Linked DNA regions of Homo sapiens: region 1 is linked to region 2. The links are chromatin contacts, found by Hi-C or POLR2A ChIA-PET in ENCODE. All regions are on one chromosome and are shown on one strand. Each heading gives the region's core, a stretch centred on a gene start or an enhancer-like site at or near the end of the contact. The rest is flanking DNA. Distances are from core to core; before and after follow the strand shown. Region 1 holds the start of TTC39C (tetratricopeptide repeat domain 39C). Region 2 overlaps LINC02958 (long intergenic non-protein coding RNA 2958).

Region 1 (7,062 bases), core at 4,279-6,778, 50 kb after region 2:
AAAGATTTTTTTTGCTGTTAAACAATCCAGAGAAAACCCACCAGGGCACTGAATAGAACCTGCTACCATTTAACACTTCCCTTATCCATGGGACTGGAACTCATCTACTTTCCTCTCCAGGGACTCAGTAGACACATGTCTTGAAACCAGAGACGGCCTCTCCCTCTGCAGAACAAGTCAGTAGACAGACAAGAGAAGTAATGGACATTCACCCAAGGCTGCAAAATGTGCAAGTCATGAGGAGGGACCAAAGGAGAGGAAAACTTGATTATCTCTAAGGAAGAGGGAGGGATGGTAGATCCAGGGAACAGGGACTATCAATGAAAAGGAAGGAGATGGGTTAAAGGGAAGGGAGGCATAATGGGGAGAGAGAATGAAACTATCTGAAGACCAACAGAAGACCTGCAGTCACACTCAAAGACACACCCCAGTCAAGGGCTAGTGCAGGAGAGATCACTGCTTAAGCTTCCCAGGGGAGGAAAGCGGTGGAGGAGAGACAATGCCTTCTTCCCCAGTTTTGTCCCTGACTCTCTACAGCAGCAGAACAATGATCTCTAGTAAACACCTGCCTAAACCATTACTGCACTCCAGTGGCTATGTGGTTTATGAAAAGGCAGGTGAGGAGGCGTCCAACCCAAAGGGGGATGGTTTCCTGGCCCATGGTAACTGCTGTGGTTTCCCAGGGCAGCCATGAGTGTCCTCTCAGAGACACACATCCAACTGCAAAAACAGCCAGGTGAACCTCACTGGTCCACAACTATGTTCCCTTCCTTAGAGGCAAGTTAGTGATCCACCTATGAGCAGAAAAGGAAGGAACTTGCTGTATGGTTTGTTAAAAGAAAGACTTTAGATAAATTAACAGAGTTTAATTGAACAAAGAACAATTGGAGAATTGGGCAACTCCACCATCAGAATAGATTCAGAGCAACTGGCGCTGTCATGCGTCAGAGAGGATTTATGGACAGAAGAAAGTAAGTGACATAAAGAAAACAGAAGTGAGATACAGAAACAGTCAGGTTGTTTACAGCTCGGGGTCTGCCTTATTTGGCTACGGTTTGAACAGTTGGCTGCTGTGATTGGCTGAAACTCCGCTACTTGTTACAAGAGTTTGTTACAGTCTGTTTATGCATCCAGTTAGGCTACAGTTCACTATGTACGGAGAAATCTTTAGGCTAAAATACGTAAGAAGGCAGCTTTAGGCTAAACAATTTAATAGGTTTTACATAGCAACCCTTGACCTGATTTGCCTTCTAGTTAAAGGTAGTTAATTAAATCTTACTTCACCTTCAGTAGAAGAGCTGAATGGGTAAAGCTAGCACAACATAAAAATAGTGATATTAATTTCCCTACTCTCCTCCTTCTTAGAATTCCAAACATTTTGGGAACCTGTATTTATTTTGATGGATAATATGGATTTACAAAAAGATGCACAAAGGCATGACTGTTAGCATCACTGAAAAATGTAATACAACCAAAGTACACACAGTAAGGTTTTCTTGTGGTACTTTATTCTTCGAATGCATTTAAAGTATAATTCCAGGCCAGGCATGGGTGGCTCATGCCTGTAATCCCAGCACTCTAAGAGGCCGAGGTGGGCGGATCACCTGAGCTCAGGAGTTTGAGACCAGCTTGGACAACACAGCGAAACCCTATCTCTACAAAACATACGAAAATTAGCTGGGTGTGGTGACATGTGCCTGTAGTTCCAGCTACTCAGGAGGCTGAGGTAGGGGGATCACTTGAGCCTGGGAGGTGAAGGCTGCATTGAGCCATGATCTCGCCCCTGCATTCCAGCCTGGGTAAAGAGTGAGACCCTGTCTCAAGAAAAAAACCGAATGTAATTCCAAAAATTCAAAACATGTTCAGGAAGACAAGGGTAGGGTATGTTTGTTGATTGTCGCTCTCACATCCATTCCCTACCTCTCTTTTCCTAACAGATCTGGGATTTCCCAGCCAGGTAGTTTGGGTGAAATAGGTTCTACCCATCCAGGTCCTGGAGCAGACCCTGACTGGCATAATCCAATTAGCATGATCTGCCCCTCCTACTCACATTAATTGGTGCAAAGATGGGCACCTGACTACAATCTTGCCAATTAAAGCCAGTGAGATTTAATTAGGGGATTTCAGTTAAGCTGTTAGAGAAGCAATGCCTTCCCGCTGGATGTAGCCAGCAAGCATGTAGCTCTGGGAGCTTCCAAAAACCTTTTGGGACCAGGAGAGGCGGCCCTGTCTGAGAATAGAGCCAATAAACACCAAAGTGGCAAAGCTAAGAGGTCAAGAGGAGAAACTGGGTCCTGGTTAGTGTTGAAGCCAGGGATACAGCCTCATTTTGTAAAACTTCTCTACACCAATCAATATGTTTGCTTTGCTGAGCCAGTTTGGGTCAGGTTTTTCTGTCATTTGCAACCACAACACCTTATTTTTTAAAATCTACCTTCTTTTACTGATCATTTGAAATTAAAGTTTCATTTTCACAGTGAAATCAAATGAAGAACCACAAAATACTGGCAACACCCACTGCAGAAAGGAAGTGGGTTATTTCCACCACTCGCTGGCTTTTCTTTTTCTCTTTTTTTCTCCCTTTTTTCCACTCTCTCTGTCTCTCAACTTCCAAAGGAAACACTCGGATAAATCCTATTTGGCTGAAGTCAAGTGCACTGAAGACTGCATTAGTTTTGCAGGAAGGTGCTGAGAATCTCACAGTGTCAAGTATATGGTGTCCTGGAGTGTTAGGAATCTAGATTTTCCTTCCTTTTGTAGGTAATTTGCACCATGACTTCTTAGATATCACTATCTGCCTTTATAACCTGACATTTTTATCGAGTGGAGAAAACACAGCCTTAACTCTCCCTTGCAATGTGAATCCGGGGCAGGTGTCAATGCCAACTACAGCTGCCACAAGTATTACTAGTCCACGTGTTCTCTTCCTTCAGGATTTGGAGGCTCTTTTTGTATCCCTCACCACGGGCAAATATTTTAAAATGTCCCTTCATGATGATGATGCTAATGTAACTGTTTTGGTACCTGGTTAAATCCAATTTTGCACATATCTGGTGTGTATTACATGGTAGAGTTATCCCTCTATCCACGCCACCCCTCCCCTGCCTATTGTGGGGTGCTGGGCGGTTGCAGTGGTCCTTGCCTTAATTGTTCAACAATTAAATTTCCCTGTCTGCACAACGGACTGTGTGAGGTTCTTGAGACAGAACTAGCCCCACAAAGAGTGCTCTGACTTTGCTCACCCCTCCCCACATCCTCAGCTGCAGGGCCTCAAGTATAACTCATAAACATAGTGTCATCAATTCCTTGAAATTCTTGTTTTTTCTTCCCAGTAATAGGGACATACAGGACTGTGCTTGGCTGTCTTTCTCAGTTGGGGGACTGCAGGCTATCTCCTATGTCTGATATTTTGCTCTTGGCTTCTCTCCCTTATTGACTAGACTGCTTCAGGGATCTGGGCAAATGGTTCCACAGATCCAAAGTTCCAGCAGCCTGTAAGTGCATGTTGTCAGGGTGACCTCGGGCAGTGTGTGGCCAGGGGAGCCCTCCATGCCAATGGCCTCATGTGGGCCTCAATGAGCAGTACAGTCCCTAAGACCTGCGTTTGAGGGCCCTGCCCATCAAAACACACACACACACACACACACACACACACACACACGCATAAATTTATTTAAAAACATACAAGCACCTCTGTAACTTGGGATCTGGCATTCAGTGCTGCCTCAGTGGGGTGCATAACCCTCAACATCCATTCTCATGATTGATGCCATGCAGGCTCCAGGGAACGCTTCTTCTCATCTTTAGCTCAGTGCCCTAAAAACAAAAGGTTACAGCCTCTCAGTGCCATGAAGGATGGTGACACTGCTGATGTTTGAGACTAACATTATGTTAAATCCAAGAAAACCTAGATTTTCTTTTAAAGGTCAGCTTGTCAAATCCTTCTTCTCAGACAGCATGAATGCAGTGACTCCTGCATTACAACGTACTGTTTCCCAAGGATGTGAATCGTCCATTTTCTTGCTTCTGTCAGTGTTCCAGTTTGTGGTTCCAGATGTACTCAAGAATTAGCATGGCTTTGCAACAGTTACACATGACACTTAAGGAGTGGCAGTAATTCTTATTACTCTAAAATTTCTATTTATAAAAGTTGAAAATCCTGTATGGATTTAGATATTCTTATAAGGGATGGTACAATTTACAAAATAAGTAAAAGCAACTTACATGACAAAATTATTTTGCATTTTTCTGTAATAACTTATTATATTGGTCCCATGATAATGGATGACATAATGTTTAAAATTCAGGAGTTATTTCTAAACCTGAGGATTGCTTTCATTTAAAAAAAATTCTGTTATAAATGTTTCAGCAAAGTTTCTTCAAGTTGAAATTAATAAACTACACTCTAAAAACGACAGCGACTCAAGGAAGGTTGTCCAATTTGGCATTAGAGCATAATCTTGATTGCAACACTACATTAAGGGATTTTGCTAAATTAGAGAAAAATAAATTTGTGGAAAAAACATAAAGATGATTTATGAATTGCTTGTCTCTAGAATATTAGGCATCCAGATATCACCAGCCCATCATCAGAACAGTGAGACTTCTGTGATAATGGTTAAATTCAGTCACTTTTGATGTTTTGCTGACATTTGGTCATATGAACGCCAAAGCTTTGCAAGAATAATTGGCAGTGTGAGAATAGAACACACTTTGGCAGCTGAATTTATAACTTTTAAATATTTGGGCACATGGCATATAGGCCTCCATTTCTCCTCCTGCCCCACTGCGCAAATGTTGGTGGCGGGCTGGAGTGGGTGGTACCGGGATCCGAGGGGCTCTGCCTTGCAGTCCCGCAGCGCGGGGCTCCGGGGAGCTGCGGGGCAGGTGCCAGAGACCCCGCCCCCGCCGCCCACCTCCTCGGGAATTGGCTGCCCTGGTCCTAGGGGGCGGCCCCAGGGTCGGGATGAAGTCTGGGGTCGCGGGCGCGGGCTGCGTGGGGTTTCAGTTACTCGTGGAGTTTCAGTTACTCGTGGACAAAGCGCCGCGCGCTAGCATAGCGGCCCGGGCGGAGTTCCCCTTCCCTTTCCCTTTCCTTCCACATCCGCACGCTCGTTCTCCCTCCGCGCCTTGCCCTCCTCCCGACTCCTGGGTCCGGCCCCTTCGGGGGAGGGTGGGGCGCTCGGGTCTCCGGGTCTCGCGTGCGTGTGTCCGAGCAGTCCTGGGCGGTGGGCGAAGGCGCGGCTTGGGGACCCGGGAGGGGCCGGGGCGCGGGGGCTGCAGGAAGTGGAGGCGGCCGCCGCTCGGGGACCGGCTTGGCGGGGTGAGAGACACCCGGAAACGGATTCCGCTTCGGGGCCCGCGCGAGTTGGGTGCTTCGGAGGGCGCGAGAGGAGCGGGCGGGTGCTGCTGAGTAATCCCCGCGGCGGCGGCCGGACGCCCACCTCCCACGCCGCGCCGCAGCCGGGCCGCGGCTCCTCCCTCCGCGGTCCTTCCCTCCTCTTCCCTCCCGTCTTCTCCCCTCCCCTCCCCTCCCCTCCCGGCTCCGCTTGGCTCCGGGCAGGTAGAGCCGGGCTCCGGGCGCGCGCGGGGCCGCAGCAGCTGCTCCCGATCTCGCCTCGGCCCAGCGCAGGGCCTCGCACGCCCATGGCCGGCTCGGAGCAGCAGCGGCCGCGGCGGCGGGACGACGGAGACTCGGACGCGGCAGCGGCGGCGGCGGCGCCCCTGCAGGACGCGGAGCTGGCCCTGGCCGGCATCAACATGCTGCTCAACAACGGCTTCAGGGAGTCGGACCAGCTTTTCAAACAATACAGGTGACCCACGCGTCCCCGATTCCCCAACCCTGCAGCGCGCACCTCGTGTCCGGCTCACGCGCCTCGACCTGCGGCCCCCGGGAGCCCCCTCCCCCTCCTGTCGGTCACCGATTCCGGTCCTCAGGTCTCCTCCCTGGCAAGATCAGCCAGAGGGAATGCGCCTCTGCCACATCTCCTCGTCCACCCCCTACCCCCGGCTCCGTTGTCCTTTCCCTCCCGGGACCCGCCGCGCGCCCGCCCCGCGCGCCCGCAGTCCCCCTCTCACTTTCTCCCAGCCTCGCCCTCCCACAGACGTGCCCGGTGCCGGTAGGCTCCTCTCTGCAGGGCAGCTGGCTTTGGGACCGGATGAGATTTGAGGCAGCAGCGAGCCTGGGACCCGGGCTTGTCGTGACTCTGGCTCGCGTGCTGCCCCGGCAGCCTTTGTGACACGGAGCCCTCCGGCTGCCTGCTCCTCGCGCCTCGCATGGCTCTGCAACATTGTGCAATTCCAGACGCTTTTATTGTTTGAAAACAGATACGCACAATTGCTTTGCCGTGCAGGAATTTAAAAATTTCAGCTCAACTCTGCCCACTCATCTCTCTGCCTTGTCTTCTGCAAACTCAGTCCTCAAAATGAGTTCCTGATGTCTTTCAAGCAGGCGTTATTTATTAAGAATTTTTCCAACGTAAATAAAGGAAGGAAGAAAATGGAGGGATTTTTAAAAAGTATGAGAATGGTAGGAAAACACGTGTGTTCAGTTAATTTTTTATTTGTCTTTTAAAAAATAAAGCGAAAGAACTGAAACCTGGTAGTTTTCCTGTGGGAGTGGAAGGAACCTTCATTTCTTTGGGGACCTGGAGTGTTTGTTCTCGGGTTGAGGAAGCAAGTTTGTGATTTGCCGTCTGATTGTTGACGAGCCTTAAGGACGTTGATTAGCAGCTTTCCCCAACACGTTTAAGGACCACATGCTTCACGCTATGGAGACCCTGTAGTTTGGTTGGAATGAGAGGACCAATGTACAACTGTGACCGGGAGACAGAGTCTGTAAGAATGAGAATGCCTAAAGTCTCAGACCTCAGAGAATGGTGGTTTCTACCCAGCAGAGCTTCCACCTTCTTAATGGCGAAGCAAGTATCTCACAACTGTGAACTTTTCACTAAAGCCCTTTTACTTTTAAATCGGTGATTTTTTCCCCCCTTTGGTCTGAAAGTAAAAACAACTTCGCTTTACTTAGAACATTTCATTTTTAAAGCATACAGGTCTGGTTTC
Region 2 (6,805 bases), core at 4,103-6,602:
GAGCTGTGTGGCGGAGCTGCAGCTTGGCATGGTGTCCATTCGAAAGGCACATCTCGGAAGGTATTTACTATTCCTGTAGGAAATATGCTTCCTTACACATAAAGGTTATATTCTGGAAAACAGGTGGTTGAGCATAGCTAGTATTCAACGGCAGTGCTGTCAAGGGAGAAAAAATCCCAAACATCCATGTTTTCCCCAGAAGTGCAGTGTCCTTAGTGGGGGAGGAGGGGTTCTGCCAGAGGATGAAATGCATCCTAGGACATCAGGGGCACTTCCTGGGCCAAAGACCAGCTGCTACTGGGACAGCTTCTGCCTAGCCCAGCTCCCAGGGGGCTTTTCTCCTATTCCTTAGTTTCCTATAAACTATCTCTTCCCACTTTCCCACAATGAGAGGAAAGCCTCACCCCCCCCCCACCCCCCCCCCCACTTTGGAGAAGAGCTATTGCTCTTGGAAGTCTCTTGAATCTGAGCCACCCCTTATTCCCTTGGGCCTGTAATTTCAGCAGTGGTTTAAGCATGTAAGCTTTCTGTCAGGGCGTTTAAAATTTCCTAGAAGTTTGAGGGACAGAAATTACCTCCCTTGCTTCATAAGGCTTCTTTGAGAGTTAAATGAAATGGCAGATGTGAAAATGTTATGAGAATATCATTGTTAATATTATTACTATTGGCTGGGCATGCTAGCTCACACCTGTAATCCCAGTACTCTAGAAGGCTGAGGTGAGAGGATTCCTTGAGGCCAGGAGTTCAAGACCAGCCTGGGCCACACAGCAAGACTCCATCTCTACCAAAATAAAATAATTAGCTGGAAATGATGGCACCCACCTGTAGTCCCAGCTGCTCGGGAAGCTGAGGTGGAAGGATCTCTTGAGTCCATGAGTTCAAGACTGCAGTGAGCTATGATCACACCACTGCACTCCAGCCTGGGCAACAGTGCAAGAACCTCTATCAAATATATATATGATATATTACTATAAATGTGAATATATATCTTAATATATATTACTATAATCTATATTCAACTTTTGATATTTTCACTCTTTTTACAGTGTTTATAGTAGTAATATTGCTACTATAAGTACTACTATATATATTTGATATAAAATATATATGTATGTAACTACTATAAACAACACTGTAAAAACATGGAGTGGAAGTATCAAAAGTTGAATATTTCCTTGTGGCTTTAGTTATTCCTAGGCATGTTTGGAGATTTAAATATTTGGATATTCAAATATCAAAAAGCCAAAGACCTAATAAAGAAGTTTCCTATTCTACATGTGACATATGTTTATCACTTTTCCTGATTTGCCATTCTGAGGAAACAATGGAGAAAGTAAATGTTCCCCTGTTATATAGCATTGCTGTGTACATACGTAAGATGTATTTCAAATTAAGGAGAAACCTCTGGGACTGGGTGTGGTGGCTCATGCCTGTAATCCCAGCACTCTGGAAAGTCAGGGTAGGAGGATCTCCTGAGGTTAGGAGTTTCAGACCAGCCTGGGCAACATAGCAAGACCCTGTCTCTATAAGAGAAAACAAATTAGCCAGGTGTGGTGGTGCATGCCTGTAGTCCTAGCTACTCAGGAGGCTGAGGTGGGAGGATTGCTTGAACCCAGGAGTTTGAGGCTGCAGTGAGCTATGTTTGTACCACTGTACTCCAGCCTGGGTGACAGAGCAAGACCTTGGCTCTAAGAGGGGGGGATAAAAAAGGAGAAACCTCTGTAGAAGATGCTACCAGCACCCACTTCACCCTGACCACTTGAGAGCCTGCCACCCTGCCTTCTAAGTGCCAGCCCCAGCATTTCTTTGGCTGCTGAAGCCAGCATTGTTTACCTATGCAGCAGATCAGCTGTGCAGAGGATTAATGTCATAAGTGCAGTTCACCAGCAATGGCTCACAGGAGTCTGGGGCTAGCTCCCACACCCCCTGGAACCTGCATTTTCCCCCATATCCCGGAGTTTCTCCAGCAGGATTACATGCCAGTCACCCACAGCAGGATCTGGCTTGGGAACATTTCTTCCTCCACTGCCTTACCTTCCCTATCTCCTTCCCTCATCCCCTCCTCCTATTATTGGTCTTTCCTTCCCTTCCAACATAAATTCCCTGCACTCAAATTCCTGCTCAGAGTCTGCTCCAAGGGAACCCAAGCTTAGACACCCTCCAAAGAGTGGAAGGAAATCTTGTCCTAGGTTTTGACAATATTATATTTGTAATATGACTAGTTCTTGCTTTTCACAAAAACAAGGAATATTGCCTACTCTGCCCATTGTGTCAACCAATATCAAGAAATCCTTTGCTCCATGAGGATGCATTTTGACTGATTATTTAATACTCATGTTGTGATGTGAATTTTGACTGGATTACCCATGGAGAATATCTTCTGAATAAAAATATTCATTGGTACTAATGATATTTCATATTTGAATAGCACTTTACAGTTTGTAAATAAATTTAACATATATTTTCAATCAATGCATGAGAAGAAAAGGGAAGAGGAATTATCATCTAAATTCTAAGGTAGCATTATGCTACCTCTGTGTCAAAGTAAGTAAAGCAATCAAGTCTCCTAATGCCTGTATCTTCACTGCCTGGTAAAGCTTTGTGGCCAAGTGAAGGCTGCCATACCTCTTTCTAACCATGAAGGAGAAAGAGGACTGGGAGGCCTAATGTGCAGCCATTCACTTCTGGCAACTTCAGCTTCCATTTTTTGGATTAGTCTCCTCCTTTTCTTGATTTTCCAGCCCATACTCCTCTTTGGCTTTTTTTTAATCTTGGAGGAGGCAGACTAAAATTATCTCGTTTTACATTTTTTGATCCAAGGTAATAATATGTCCCCTTGAAGTTGGGTAACTGGCTAACCATTTAAAACATTAAAGATGGCTCCTTATCCTGCATCTTCTACCCAAATTAATTCCAGATGAATTGAAGATTCAAGTGAAATAAACCATCAAGTGCTGCAAGAAAACATTAGGAAAATTATTTATATGCTTTAGGTTGAGGAGTGGTTTTCTAAACATGGCACCAAATAAGGAAATTATAAGGAAAAAATTAGTAAATATGATCACATAAGAATATTAAATTTCTAGAAGGCAAGAAATGCAATGAAATTAAAATAGAGCACTGGAAAAATATTTCAACATATAACAGAGAAAGCGTAATCTTACAGATTAAGAGCTCTTGCAGATTAATTCTAAAAATATATAAACACCCCAATAATAAAATGGTAAAGGACAGGATAATTTAAAAAGAAGAAATACAAATTTCCCCTAAGCGTATGAGGCCTATCTTCAATCTAATTAGAAATCAAATAAATGTAAAATATGAAATATATTATTTTGTCTATAAAATTGACAAAGGTTGTTTAATCTATAAGTAAGCAATAGGATTGTATATTGGTATCACTTTGGGGCAGGAAAGTGGCAATTTGGGAATAGATATTGAAATTTTAAAATGTGCATTCTATCCTGCACATGGGCCCTGGAATTTAAATTAAAAGTTGAAGGAAAAAGCCAAAGGAAAAAAAAAATGTGCATTCTACTTCTAGGAATTTGTCCTAGTTAGTTAAGAAAGATATAGGCCAGGCATGGTGGCTCACGCCTGTAATCCCAGCACTTTGGGAAGCTGAGGCAGGAGGATCACCTGAAGGCAGGAGTTCAAGACCAGCCTGGCCAAAATGGCTAAACCCCATCTCTACTAAAAATACAAAAATTAGCCGAGCATGGTGGTGCACACCTGTAATCCCAGTTACTCTGGAGGCTGAAGTAGGGAGAATTGTTTGAACCCTGGAGGCAGAGGTTGCAGTGAGCCAACATCGTGCCAGTGCACTCCAGCCTGGGTGACAAAGTGAGACTCTGTCTTAAAAAAAACAGATATGAGTAACAATGCAACCATAAGGGTGTTCATATAGCATTGTTTGCTATATGTATTATATATTATTAATATGTGACATATACATATAATGTTGTTTTAAGTTGGAAATAAAATGTGCCCCAAGACCAGGTGCGGTGGCTCCCACCTGTAATCTCAGCTACTTGGGAGGCTGAGGCAGGAGGATCACTCGAGCCCAGGAGTTTGAGGCTGTAGTGAGCCACAGTTGTGCCACTTGTACTCTAGCCTAAGCAACAGGGCAAAACTCTCTCTCTTAAAAAAAAAGAGTTCCCTCAAGTCGGGTTAGGTGTAAGAAACGGGAAGCCTGGTGGCCTGTGTCCCTCTGAGAGAAGCACTGACCAGGATAAGTCTGATGCTTTAATAATAGTTCATTGTGTGCAGATGTCCCTAAAAACAGAGGCTACCCTCTCCATTCTTTACCTCAGCTTCCATTTTTTGACCCCAACTTGGATAAGTGAATCCTGCTTTATCCTCCAATTCTATCCCTGGTGGCTGAGGGCCATATGGTTTCACATGGTAGGGACAAGAGAAAATACATACTTAAAATCCTGCCTTTTCATCAAGATGTCACTAGGATCCCTGAGCAATAATGAAGCAATGAGGGGGATATCCAAGTCCACATCATAAATTTTCAGTGACCTGGAGATGGAGCCCTAAGCTCAACCTCTCTATGAGGGCTAATGACCCCACTCAACCAGATGCCCTGAAACTTGAGCCACGGTGGGTGTTGGGATTCCATGGCAGCACTGTGAGATAGAAGAGTGCTACCAGGACCCACAAAACTCCACTCTCCCTTCCCCTGTGTACCTTGTGCAAAAAGCTAATATTTCATTTGAAGAAATCCCACCCTGGAAAAAATAAGGAGTACCAGCCAAGAACTCATTCATGAGGGGAAGTTTACCAAGCATTTTGTTTTGCCTTGATCTCAGATGTTGCTCAACTGCCCCAGTTTCTCCAGTTCAGCAAGCACAGTGTTGCTCTTTCAAGAGGTAATTGGCAGGTAATTGGCTTTGCCAGCCATAACTCACAGACCTACCTCCCAGGAGATAATGAGATCTCAAAACACATGTGACGCATAAGGATGAGACCTTGCCCTGGTGATTCTGAGTCCCCAGGTATGGGTGGGGCCCAGAGATCTGCATTTTCTTTTCTTTTTTGTTTTTTCTTTGAGATGGAGTCGTGCTCTGTCTCTCAGGCTGGTGTGCAGTGGCGTGGAGATCTGCATTTTCAATAAAAACACCAGGTGATTTTCACAATCAGGCAAATGTGAGAAATATGGTAGTACAGCAACAAGGACTTGCATTAAATAGAACTTCACATTTCATGTAGGAGTCCCTAGAAAATGATCCTATTACTAGCATCCAGATCTAATAGAGAATCTGCACTTAAGTGAGGAGGCAACAAGGTAGCCTTTCTAGTAGAATACAAAGCAGCACGAACCTCCTGAGCTGCTACAGCCGGGGGACATATATTGGTGTTGCACAGGAAGCGTCAGGGAGGCCATGGTGCTGCCCAGTGGTGGAAGCCATTTTTTTCCTCTCCCATCTCAGTTAGAAATAACTCTTTACCTCCAAAGAGAATAGGGAGGTACCTGAGCCAAGACGTGTGTAATTCAGGAATGAAGAATGTGGAAAGGAGCATTACAGGCAGAGGGAAGAGCACAAGCAGAGGCACAGAGGAAAGAGGGCGTGGCTTAGGGGAACTAGAGAGAACCTCTGGTAGTGTGAGCAGGAAACGCAAGGGGGCAAGCGCTTGTAAGGAGATGATGCTGCGGGGCAGGGCTGTGCAGGAGCCAGGTCCTTGGGGGAACGTGCTGACCCCTGCTATCTACTGTGAAGCCCTGGACTTAGCAAGAAAGAGCCAGTTGGTATCTTTGATAAGGGCAATTTTAGTGGAGTGATGGTGAGAGAAGAGAGAGACCCTCTCATATTGTTTTATATTGTTTTATACTCATCACCTGTTTTAAGAAAACAACAAGGAAGTAAAACCAAAGAGGCAGCCTGGCGCCAGGCCCAAAACCAGGCCTGGGCCTGCCTGGCCTAAACCCAGTAGTTAAAAATCAACTCATAACTTAGAAACCGATGTTATTCATGGATTCCAGACACTATATAGAAGAACATTGTGAAACTTGCTGCCCTGTTCTGTTTCTCTCTGACCACTGGTATATGCAGCCCCTGTCACATACCCCTTGCTTGCTCAAATCAATCATGACCCTTTCATGTGAAATCCTTAGAGTTGTGAGCCCTTAAAAGGGACAGAAATTGTGCACTCGGAGAGCTTGGATTTTAAGGCAGTAGCTTGCCAATGCTCCCAGCTGAATAAAGCCCTTCCTTCTATAACTCGGTGTCTGAGAGGTTTTATCTGCGGCTTGTCCTACAATGGGGCCAGAAGTCAGATTACAATAGACTGAAGACAGTGAATGGGAAGTAAGAAGGTGTTAGCAGATCATGTCGATTACTCTTCCAAGAAGCTTAGTTGTAACGAAAAGGAGAACTTGGAGGACCTGTGATTGTGATGGATTGCTTTGTTTTGTTTTGATTTAAGAAAGCAGAATAGAATGTTTTGTATGCTGGGAAAGACATAGTTTATAGGGAGAGCTAAAAAGGAAGAGCAGAGGGAAAGCAGCCTAGTTACTGAAGAGGTGAGGGGGCAGGAAATGGACTTGGAGGACTCTTGGAGGGAGTGACCTTGAAGAAAGGTGAGGGAGCCCCTCTTCCCCTGAGCCTAGAGGAGAGGAGGTGACTGTAGGTGGAGAGAGATAGCATTGTGTACAGGTGGGGAATTTGGGGGCCTCTGTTTTCCTAGTGAATTAGGAGATAAGGTTGTCTGGGGGAGAAGGCTTGAGAAGAGTGGGCAAAATGTCAATGGGCAGTGCGAGGGCCAGTGGCCAGGTACACAGACAGTGGCTACTGAAGGA

The links. Hi-C counts contacts between places; a loop is a spot of excess contacts on that map. ChIA-PET counts read pairs that join two places held with the same protein, here RNA polymerase II (POLR2A). Pooled maps may share reads with other maps.
Region 1: a map of CD8-positive, alpha-beta T cell shows a loop between it and region 2 (4-fold over the local background). The contact joins the promoter of TTC39C here to the enhancer-like site in region 2. A Hi-C loop is called at or near these places in 14 of 168 maps with a recorded cell type or tissue (B cell, CD4-positive, alpha-beta T cell, CD4-positive, alpha-beta memory T cell and 9 more), 16 of 37 single-sample maps with no recorded cell type and 26 of 50 pooled maps. POLR2A ChIA-PET finds 5 or more read pairs at or near these places in 16 of 52 experiments (CD4-positive, alpha-beta T cell, CD4-positive, alpha-beta memory T cell, CD8-positive, alpha-beta T cell and 12 more).

The regions. Positions count from the first base shown.
Region 1 is chr18:24,009,226-24,016,287 of GRCh38, forward strand. TTC39C (tetratricopeptide repeat domain 39C) reads left to right here and starts at 5,529. Exons shown (of 14, transcript NM_001135993.2): 1 at 5,529-5,813. The coding sequence starts at 5,647. It overlaps TTC39C-AS1 (TTC39C antisense RNA 1), which reads right to left and starts at 6,235. Exons shown (of 6, transcript NR_110796.1): 1 at 6,079-6,235; 2 at 3,692-3,816. RefSeq lists an enhancer at 775-904 and silencers at 4,766-5,685, 5,766-5,945.
Region 2 is chr18:23,959,084-23,965,888 of GRCh38, forward strand. The region is part of intron 1 of LINC02958 (long intergenic non-protein coding RNA 2958); the gene reads right to left. Among named protein-coding and RNA genes, the nearest start is that of LINC02958, 20 kb to the right of the region's middle. Within about 2 kb of position 5,353, at least 4 of the 41 ENCODE cell types and tissues checked have a DNase peak (open chromatin) inside an H3K27ac peak, as active enhancers do; they include CD8-positive, alpha-beta T cell, where a contact is called at or near this core.